Regions from separate parts of the Homo sapiens genome. Here all the other regions are linked to region 1. The links are chromatin contacts, found by Hi-C or POLR2A ChIA-PET in ENCODE. All regions are on one chromosome and are shown on one strand. The core of a region is the stretch at or near the end of the contact, and the rest is flanking DNA. Distances in the headings are between cores, read along the strand shown. Region 1 has its middle 190 kb from the start of KLF4. Region 2 overlaps LOC105376205 (a long non-coding RNA gene). Region 3 overlaps LOC105376205 (a long non-coding RNA gene).

Region 1 (3,142 bases), core at 396-2,895:
CTTGCCACATCTCTGCAAGAGCTTAGAAACTAAAGAAAAAATGAACAGCTCAATTTCTTTTTTTTTTTTTTCTTTTTTTTGAGACCAAGTCACGCTCTTATTGCCCAGACTGGAGTGCAATGGTGCGGTCTGGGCTCACTGCAACTTCCACCTCCCAGGTTCAAGCGATTCTCCTGCCTCAGCCTCCAGAGTAGCTGAGATTACAGGCGCCCACCACCACACCCAGCTAATTTTGTATTTTTAGTAGAGACGGGGTTTTACCATATTGGCCAGGATGGTCTCGAACTCCTGACCTCGTGATCCGCCCACCTTGGCCTCCCAAAGTGCTGGGGTTACAGACGTGAGCCACCGCACCTGGCCTCAATATCTTAACATGTGCAGGCTAGGGAGAGTTTAACAAAATTTGTTTATTTGTAATTATTCGTAAGATTGATTTTTCTTTGTGACGGTATCTTATGTTCATGAGTTTGCTTAGAAAACACTTTCACTCTCATTATTTTATATAATCCTCACACCAAGCCATGCAGCTAGATAGTATTGTTATCGTTATTATTCCTTCTTAAGAGCTGAAGAAACTGAAGCTCTGAGGGACATGCGATCGACAGCAGGACTGTGATGCCAGAATCCCCAGTCCCCAAGGGCAGGACCCTGTCTTCCATCCCTCTTAGTGTCGGGTCTGTTGCTCCAAGCAGAAGGCTGTACATGCTTCCTAACTGAAGTATCTTGTTTGTTCCTGTGTGTATTCATTCCACACATACATGTTGGGCACAAATAAACGTTGTCGTGGATAACGACAAATTCGTATGTGAACTTAACTCTGCTTAAAACCTAGTGGGGAAAGGTGTGAGGGGAAGGAAAGGCAGGAGCCCCACAACCCTTTAGGATCAGCACTCCTGTAAGAAGAAGCATAAGCAGATCACAGTAGCTGAAGAAATTGGATGAGTCACCGTTGTCTAAACCAGTGGTTCTCAAACTTCTCTCTGAAGTAGGATTAGGCCTGGGCCTTGTTGTTTTTCCAGAGTTCCCTAGGTGATTCTGATAGTGACCAAAGTTTAAGTGACCACTGTTCTAAGTGAACTTTCCTCAGGGATGAGATTCCATAGGTGGTGACTCTGAATTTTTGTCTGCTTCTTCTCTGGCACCAGTATGGGGAGCGGGGCTTCCAATAGAGGTCAGTGGTTGACCTCTGCACATCGAGGCATTACTCCCATGTGAATCCACAGGACTCAGTCAGGGTTGCCAGGCTCTAGCTTAGGACTTGAGGAGGGGGACAGCGACCTGGGGGAAAGCTGGCTGGGGTGCTCTGTCCCTCCAGGGAAGGATATTGTCCCAGCAGCACTGTCAGGACGCCTTGCCAACACACACTTTTGCTCTTTAAATAGGGCTTTGTTCAATGAACATTGACTAAGCTGCTCTGGTGCTGGGGCAGAACCAGAGATGAATCAGGCAAATGTACCTTCAAGGACCTCCCTGGTTAGTGGGAGAGACACACACCTCTAATATAACTATCAGAAGTGCTGTAAAAAAGACAGGAGCCCTGGGAGGGAACACTTCAGTCAGCCTGGCCAGGGAAAGCTTCCTAGAGGAAGTGACATTTGAAATGTCAGAGTCCACAAAGCAGGGAAGGGGAAGCAAGTTCTCAGCAGAGAAAGCAGCTGGTGGCAAGGCCAGAGGGTGCCTGGGAAGAGTGTAGCTAGGAGGCTGGTGTAACAATGAGGCAGGATGTTGGGGACAGAGAAGAGGAAGGGGTGGCCAGATGAGAGGGTCCTGGAGCCCCAAGCAAGAGAGTTGTCTTAATTCTCCACAATGGGGAGCCTTCCCTTTCTCCTTACCCTTTGTTTTCTTCTCTGCCTTACTCTCCCCTTTAGGAGGTAAACAAAGGAGGAAGGGAAGGGGATGCAGAGGGAGAAGGGAGAGAGGAAGAGAGCCATTCCGCTTCCATTTTGGTTGGCTCCACCTTGAAATGCTATTGCTGTGTTTTATATGGAATTAGTAAGTTAATGACTTCTGACTCCATGAGAGACATCAGTGCTGGAGCTTCAACCCAGGAGGGCTGGGCTTAGCTCTGGGCACAGTTTAGGTAGGTCCAGTACAGCCTAGACTAGCGGTTTCCAACCTCTTGATCTCAAGGGCCATCCCTCACCTCCCGTGACGTTACTTAGGCTTTCAGTGCCTGTTGATTATGAATATACAAAAGGAAAAAAGCCAGCTGTTAATTCAGGTGCACTCTAGAGTAAACTTGCATTCGTTCTAGACAGTAGGATCCATACACATCTAAAAATCTGTTAGTGTGCAATAACTTTCATCAAAGGCCAATAGCACACATTGACAAACATTTGTAACATATGTGATAGAGCAAGGACTAATGCCTTTTATATAAAGAGTTCTTACAAATTACAAAGAAAAAACTCAACAACTCAAAAGGAAAAAAAAGGAATGGGCAAATGACATTAGCAATGGTGTTCACAGAAAAAGAAATAGAAATGTTTTAACTTCCCTCATAATGAAATATACACATATATATGGAATATATTATATATAAATATATATATAAGAAATATCTTTTTAAAAAAAAAATCTGGTAGAGTAGCAAAGACTAAAATGAAAAGGTGTCAACGGGAGCCACTTTCATCCACCCCTGGGAAAGTGTTAATAAGAACAAATTATTTGGAGGGCAATTTGACCACATCTATCAACATTAAAATATACTGTATTACTTGACACAGAAATTCCACTTCTAAACATTTATTCCTCATATAAAATCACACATGTTCTCAAAGGACATCCAATAAGCTGGATTCAATAAGGGGCGATCATAATGCTGCTTTATTTTTGCTCACCCTGTGAACTTATTCACTGGGTCCCTTATTTCCAAAGAGCAGTCTCTGTAATTTAAAAGCACACATTCCAGCATGTTTGCCAGAACTCTGAACAAATCTCATTTGAAAATTTCTCCCTTCTTCAGCCCAGGTCTGCTTCAAACTTAAATGCCAGCTGTGGGGGAAGGGGGAGACAAGGTTGTCCCCCCTCTTCCTCTCACCTCTTCACCCTCAGTATCTCCCTACCTGGGACAGGACCCAGAAAAAGAGGAAATAGGGAAGGGGGCAGAGCTTCCCAAGGCTGGTCCTGCTGGGAGCCGGGG
Region 2 (3,142 bases), core at 429-2,928, 63 kb after region 1:
CTTGCTGAGGGTTTAGAGGAGGGGTGATTATCGCCCATCCTCACAACTGAATTCAATTCTTTCTAACTAATTTTCATTAATATTAGCACAACACATTCAGGGGGCGAGCACTGTGTGGTGGGCACTACCCTATAGGCACTGCCTGCATTTCCTCCTGAGGGACCATCTGCCCGACAATGCATTGCCTCCCAGACCTCCCACACTCTCTCCTGGTTTCCAGTGCTCCTCCAGTGAGATCATGAGCCCTGTGGGATGCTCTCAGAGAGCTGAGTTCATTACAGCTAACAATGACTGCTGCTGAAGTCCGGTGGCTGCAAGGTCAGAAATACAGGAACACCTTTATAAATGTACAAAGATGAGAACGTTTCCAAAAGCAGGTCCCAAATTTGTATATGGTTCAAGTTCAGCTGTGTGATTCAGCACCAGCAGCCTAAAAAGCTATCCATGTATGTACTCGTCCAGTATGTACACACAGAATGCCTTCTCCAGCCAGGGCACTGTGCTAAGCCCCACAGGCTGGAAGGACAGAGAAGGCCCGGTCCCTGAGAAGCAGGGGCCAACATCTGAATGAGGAATTAACGTGTTCACACAAAGCAGTTCACACAATGCACTTTATTCATTCATTCAGCAAATATTTATTGAACACCTACTATGTGCCAGGAAAAGGGCTAAGCTTATAGGAAACAGGGAGGAAATAGGTGAGGAAGAAAATTAGAAATTTAATCCAGGGCTGCCAATTGAACAAGAAAACAGCTGTCCTCACCCTCTCGGTCCCAAAGAGGCCAAGCATCCCCCAAAACTCCCTCACTTTGAAGTCCAAATTTTCCTAACAATGAAAAGAGTCACAGAGCTTAACAAATGGACTTGACTTGCTTACTTGTTGGTCACAAGAAAGCAGAGGTCACTAGCAATGGGAAAATACCGGCAGTTTCCTTTGTTGTAGGCGAAGGTTGGAATCTAGAATGTAAGGCCCTCCACTTCCTAAGCGTTAGTCAATGAGCTCAGCTTTACAGTGGTATCGTGATGGCCATCAGACACACCTGAGATGGAATCCTGGTTCAGCCACCACCCAGACAACACAGCTGTGTGACCTGGGGGGATTTAATATTTCTGTAAAAGGGAAAGAATATGCCACCATCCACATTTGGTACTAGGAGGAAAAACTGCTCTCTATCTATGGGGAATAAAGGAGAAGGAGCAGAAAGGTAGAGTGGGGGAAAGAGCTTAGAGAGGCCCCCCACCCAGCATGAATCCAGTGAGTCTGCCATCCTCCTGGTCTACGAGGGCCTTGTCTATTCGTCTTTCTCTCTGTCTTTTTTTTTTTTAGTTGTAATAAAACATACATATTATGTAAGTGCTTTCCCCTTTCAGGGCCTCGGTCTCCCCATTTAAAAAGCAAACGGGTTGGCTAGGTGAAATCTGCTGCTGTGCCTCTATTCAGGAGAAGCCGGCTGTAACATTCAACTAGAGGATTTCCTGGACTTCTCTCGAGTGTGACTTAGCAGCCTAGTTTTGTATTTGCAGGGCATTTAACAATCAATCATCTCAGAACAATATCCAAGTAAGCATTTTATCAGGGAAGTTAAAGGAGAGGCGGACAGAGCACACGGAACACCACCAGCACAGACCGGGGCTGGAGCGCAGCCGGCCAGCACGTTCAGAGCCCTGAATTCCAGCCTTGCCTGCCCTGGAGCAGCCAATCACATGGGCCTGGCTGTATCCAGAAGTCTCATTAAGTCTGTTTTATGGCTGTTTTTTTGACAAGTGAGGCCTTTAAAACAGGTTTCCTCATTGTACAGAGAGTGAAGTTCAGTCCAAACATTGTCTGCAGAAGAAACTGGGTGGACCCAAAAGCCAGGGGGACCCTAATAAACTCTACTCACACTCTGGAGCCAAAGAAAGGGATGCTTCTTCAGACACCCTGTAAGTGGCTTTGCTAAGAATAATAATGCAAAACAAAGAATAGAAGCCCCAATCTCCCAACACCTCCTAGCTGTCTATACCTTCTATATCTTTAACCTCACAAATCTAGTACAATATTATTGTCCTGGTTTTCCGAAAGAAAAACTGTATTTCCCTTCAAATCCCTACAGCTAGACAGGACTAAACCAGTATTCAAATTCTAGTTCATCTGATGTCAAAACAGTTCTGTCTATTCCACCAGCTGCCTGCCACAGATGGTGATCGCTTGGAGTGGATTCCTTAACAGCCCAGCTTTTTAGGAAGAGTCTTTGAGAGTCTAAATTACCACATTTCTCCTTGGTCCCCCAGAGGAAGACCAGTCTCATCTTGGAATTGTGTGTGGTTTGGGAAGCTGAGTTGGAGTCAGATTCTCCATCCAGGAGGACAGAGCAGCTGCAGGCCCTACTGGAAGGGAACTCACGTCGTAGCAATCACGCACCCGATTTGAAAGCCTTGCTGGTGAAGTTTCTCAGGGCCAGGTCTGGTGAGATGGGCCTCCTTGGCCATCCCGGAACCCTAGGAGAGTCACAACCACCCACTTGTTAAGAGAAGATCAAGGGGGAAAGTCAGACCCTGAGGGCAGAAGGGAGACCAGGCCAATCAAGGAAAATCTACCTCCCACAGCCTCCTGGAGAGAGATTTCTCAAGCTCTCCTGACTGAGTCAATGTCTGTTTTAGAAGGCAAAAGTCAAGCTTCTTGGCTCAGGACACACAAGCCCCTTTTAGGACTGGCCTGTCCTCGCTGGGACAGGCATCTCCCACCTACTCCTCCCCACCTGCCCACAGCCAGTGCTTGGCCACAGGGAAAGGTGAGCATCGTCTACCCGCTCAGGCTCACCTGTGGCCATACTGTAGCTGTTCTTTCCAGGCCAGTCCCTCCAGGCCAGTCCAACTGTCACCTCCTTGGCAAGGCCTAAGTCCCCTGGTTCCTCTGTCTGCCCAGCGCTGTGTTCTTAGGCAAACCACTTAGCCATTTGGTGGCTCAGTTCCCATTTTTGTAACTTAGAGATGATAATAGTACCTTTCTCCTAGGTTTGATGTGAAGATTCTATGAGATGAAATAAGTTAGCACTTAAGCAGGACCTGGCCAGACTCAGTGATTCATACATTTAACCATCATCATCATTCTATCTGGCCTGGATTCCAAGGATCCAGGAGGGAATTTGCTAGCAGGAGCTCC
Region 3 (3,142 bases), core at 217-2,716, 45 kb after region 1:
CAGAGAGGAGGGCAGATCTAAGAGCATGGGGGGCCCAGAGGGCTGTGGGGAGTTCACTGAGGGGACGGGGAGAAGTTTGGTATAAACACATGATGATGGCCAGGCACAGTGGCTCATACCTGTAATCCCAGCACTTTGGGAGGCTGAGGCGGGTTGGTGGATCGAGTGAGGTCAGCAGTTCAAGACCAGCCTGGCCAACATGGTGAAATCCCATCTCTACTAAAAATACAAAAATTAGCCAGGCGTGGTGGCAGGCACCTGTAATCCCAGCTACTCAGGAGGCTGAGGCAGGAGAATCACTTGAACCTGGAAGGTGGAGGCTGCAGTGAGCGGAGATCGCGCCATTGCATTCCAGCCTGGGTGATAGAGCAAGACTCTGTCTCAAAAGGAAAAAAACAAAACAAAACAAAACAAAACAGCAAGGGAGACGCCAAAGTGGCTAGGTGGAGCAGTGGCAGGAGTAGAGACACTTTTACCCAACATAAGGACTAGGAAGAGATGAGGCTGCCCCCTGGGATTGCAAAGCACAAGACAAATATCAGAGATGGAAAATGTCCCCATAAGAAGTGGAAAACAGGCCGGGCACAGTCCATCACGCCTGTAATCCAAGCACTTTGGGAGGCTGAAGTGGGTGGATCACCTGAGGTCGGGAGTTCAAGACTAGCCTGGCCAACATGGAGAAATCCCGTCTCTACTAAAAATACAAAATTGGCCAGGTGCAGTGACGCATGTCTGTAATCCCAGCTACTCGGGAGGCTGAGGCAGGAGAATGGCTTGAACCCGGGAGGCGGAGGATGCGGTAAGCCGAGATCATGTCATTGCACTCCAGCCTGGGCAACAAGAGTGAAAATGTGTCTCAAAAAAAAAGAAGTTGAAAACAGAGCTGTGATCCACTTCTCGGTGAGTGGTATAACCGCAGGTATACTGGATAAAACCAGAAAGTATGCTTGGCTCAAATTACTACAGCTTAGGAGTGTCAAGCATTGAGGGGAACTAAATCACCACAAGATTTATGAGTGTGCAGGGGAGGGAGGAGGGTTCAGGTTGGGGGACATTGTTCTCACCATAAGCAGCAGTGAAGGAAACCAAGTCTTTGGAACCAGTCATATTCCTCCAAGGTTGTACAAACTCAGCCTTGATATGACCTTTTCTGGGGTCTCAGGAAGAAAGAAAAAAAAAAAAAGTGCCTTCATGGTAAAGAGGTATCAGACCAATTAATAAGGCAGATTTGAAAGCTTCTGAAATGCACCTGAGCAAGAAGTCAGGTGTTGAGTTCACCTGCTCTACAGACAAGAAAAATGCTTTTTCGGTTCCTATTTAGATAAAGCTGGACATAAATCATTCTTTGAAAAGCTGTCTTGGGTGCCTTTCTTGGTGGGGGCTTAAGCCCTTTCCAAACATTGCCTCATTAATCCTGGCAGACACGAAGAGAAAAAGGCTTGACAGACATCACTTTTGATGTCACTGAACAGATGTCACTGAGTAACTGGCCTCCAACTTTAAGACACACGCAAGTTCCTGCTGGATGTGGTACAAGATCCTCCCTGCTCACTGGCTGTTAGCTACCCTGCCCTGTGGCCTGGAGGAGGGAGGGTGTGTGTGTGTGTGTGTGTGTGTGTGTATACACATACGTGTAAGTACTTTTAGTCTTAATTATACTATGAACAGAAAATGGGGCAACAGCCACTAGTGTTACTAGCTGGGTGGCTGGGATATATTTTACCAGGAAATCTATATTCTCTTCTGAAACGGCCAGATTTTTGCAAGCATTTTCCCCATCTCAGGGTGGGTGGGCTGTTGTCCTTGGTAAATGCTTTTTGTTTATTTCCAGCCCTTCCAACATGTTGGCGAATTATTGCAATATGAACTTCTAATCCGAAAAGGGGGGTGAGGAAGGGCACTGAGAAGAAGAGAAAGTTATAACAAACTCAAGCGACTGACACCCCAGTTTTACTTGTCCCTTTGGACTTGTTTAGGAGTTGGGTCCTGTTTGGTGTTTCAAAGGAGGGAAAAGATATAAAAGTACAAGGTGCCTTAGAAATGGAAATCTTCTGATGTGGCCTCTTCTTTTCTTTTTAATAAAGAAGGTTAAAGAAAAAAACGAAGAGAGAGAAGACAGGGAGAAGACAGAGAGACAGTGACAGCCAGAGAAACAGAAAGAGAAAAAGTTGGGGGTGGGGGGGGGGGCGCAAGAGGGAGAAGAGGAAAGACAGGAAAAGAAAAGGAAAAGAAAAAGAGGAAAGAAAGAAGAAAAGAAACAAAAAGAAGAGAGAGAAAGGAAAGAAAGAGAAAGAGAGAAAGAGAGAAAGCGAGAAAGCGAGGAAGAGAGGAGAGGGCGAGTGCCCCGAGGGAGTCGGGCAAAAGCGAAATCCCGGCTTCCTACCCGGGACAGCGGGAGAGCCGAGTTTTCCGCAGCGGCCGCGGGCTCGGAGCTTTTAAGGGTTTCTAATCCTGGAAGGCTGTCTGACATCACCCCGTTTCTTGTCGGCTGATGTTTCGTACAAGCCTCTCATTTCCTCAGTGTTTTCAGAGCCACCAATTACTGCAACAGTCTCGTGTTTATGTTTGCGCGCGCTCTCCTGCCTCGCTGGCCCTCCGCCTGGGAGGCTGCGCTTCCCTCCGACGCGCGGAGCCCAGAGGGGGTGGGTCGGGGGAGCGGGGAGGGGGGAATCTGGATCAGGCATTGAAGAAAAAGGGAGGGGTCCCCCTTAATTTTTTTTCATTGACTTCAGCACCATGTGATCAGGAAGTCTGGCCTCCCTCCATTTCCCCTCCCGACTAAAGGGAAACATTGTGTAGCAGCCGCCTGGGCCACCGGTGGGATGGCCTTCGCTGCCTGACGTAGGGAGATAAAAATAACCGGCATATTTAAGGCAGGATCAGGAATCCCGGCGCTCACACGCGGCCTGGTCAGTTCCCGAGGCCGCCCGGCAGGCAGCGCAGCCTGCGGGGAGGCCCCGCGCTCGACTGTGCGCGCCCCACCGCAGGCAGTGCTAGGGCGTACGACCGGACCCCGACCCTGACCCCGACCTTGACCTCGGGACCCAGGCCGACTCAGGCCTGGCTGAGCCTCCCAGATTCCCCAGGGAGGCCGAGCAAGACCGGCCCGAGGCAGTCTGGCTCAGGCTCGCTGGGCTGGGGC

What was found. Hi-C counts contacts between places; a loop is a spot of excess contacts on that map. ChIA-PET counts read pairs that join two places held with the same protein, here RNA polymerase II (POLR2A). Pooled maps may share reads with other maps.
Region 2: a loop to region 1 is called in a map of left lung, with 6 times the contacts of the local background. The contact joins two enhancer-like sites. A Hi-C loop is called at or near these places in 4 of 168 maps with a recorded cell type or tissue (CD14-positive monocyte, heart left ventricle, heart right ventricle and 1 more) and 2 of 50 pooled maps. POLR2A ChIA-PET finds 5 or more read pairs at or near these places in 2 of 52 experiments (H1 and activated naive CD4-positive, alpha-beta T cell).
Region 3: a pooled map of gastrocnemius medialis shows a loop between it and region 1 (2.4-fold over the local background). The contact joins two enhancer-like sites. A Hi-C loop is called at or near these places in 2 of 168 maps with a recorded cell type or tissue (CD14-positive monocyte and heart left ventricle) and 3 of 50 pooled maps. POLR2A ChIA-PET finds 5 or more read pairs at or near these places in 4 of 52 experiments (GM10248, H1, IMR-90 and 1 more).

The regions. Positions count from the first base shown.
Region 1 is chr9:107,682,239-107,685,380 of GRCh38, reverse strand. No RefSeq gene overlaps it. Among named protein-coding and RNA genes, the nearest start is that of KLF4, 190 kb to the right of the region's middle. Within about 2 kb of position 1,645, at least 7 of the 41 ENCODE cell types and tissues checked have a DNase peak (open chromatin) inside an H3K27ac peak, as active enhancers do; they include CD14-positive monocyte, where a contact is called at or near this core.
Region 2 is chr9:107,619,512-107,622,653 of GRCh38, reverse strand. It overlaps LOC105376205 (a long non-coding RNA gene), which reads right to left. Exons shown (of 9, transcript XR_930217.2): 6 at 2,801-3,010; 7 at 2,402-2,478. Among named protein-coding and RNA genes, the nearest start is that of KLF4, 130 kb to the right of the region's middle. Within about 2 kb of position 1,678, at least 6 of the 41 ENCODE cell types and tissues checked have a DNase peak (open chromatin) inside an H3K27ac peak, as active enhancers do.
Region 3 is chr9:107,637,480-107,640,621 of GRCh38, reverse strand. The region is part of intron 8 of LOC105376205 (a long non-coding RNA gene); the gene reads right to left. Among named protein-coding and RNA genes, the nearest start is that of KLF4, 150 kb to the right of the region's middle. RefSeq lists enhancers at 2,512-3,060, 3,061-3,142. Within about 2 kb of position 1,466, at least 28 of the 41 ENCODE cell types and tissues checked have a DNase peak (open chromatin) inside an H3K27ac peak, as active enhancers do; they include CD14-positive monocyte, where a contact is called at or near this core.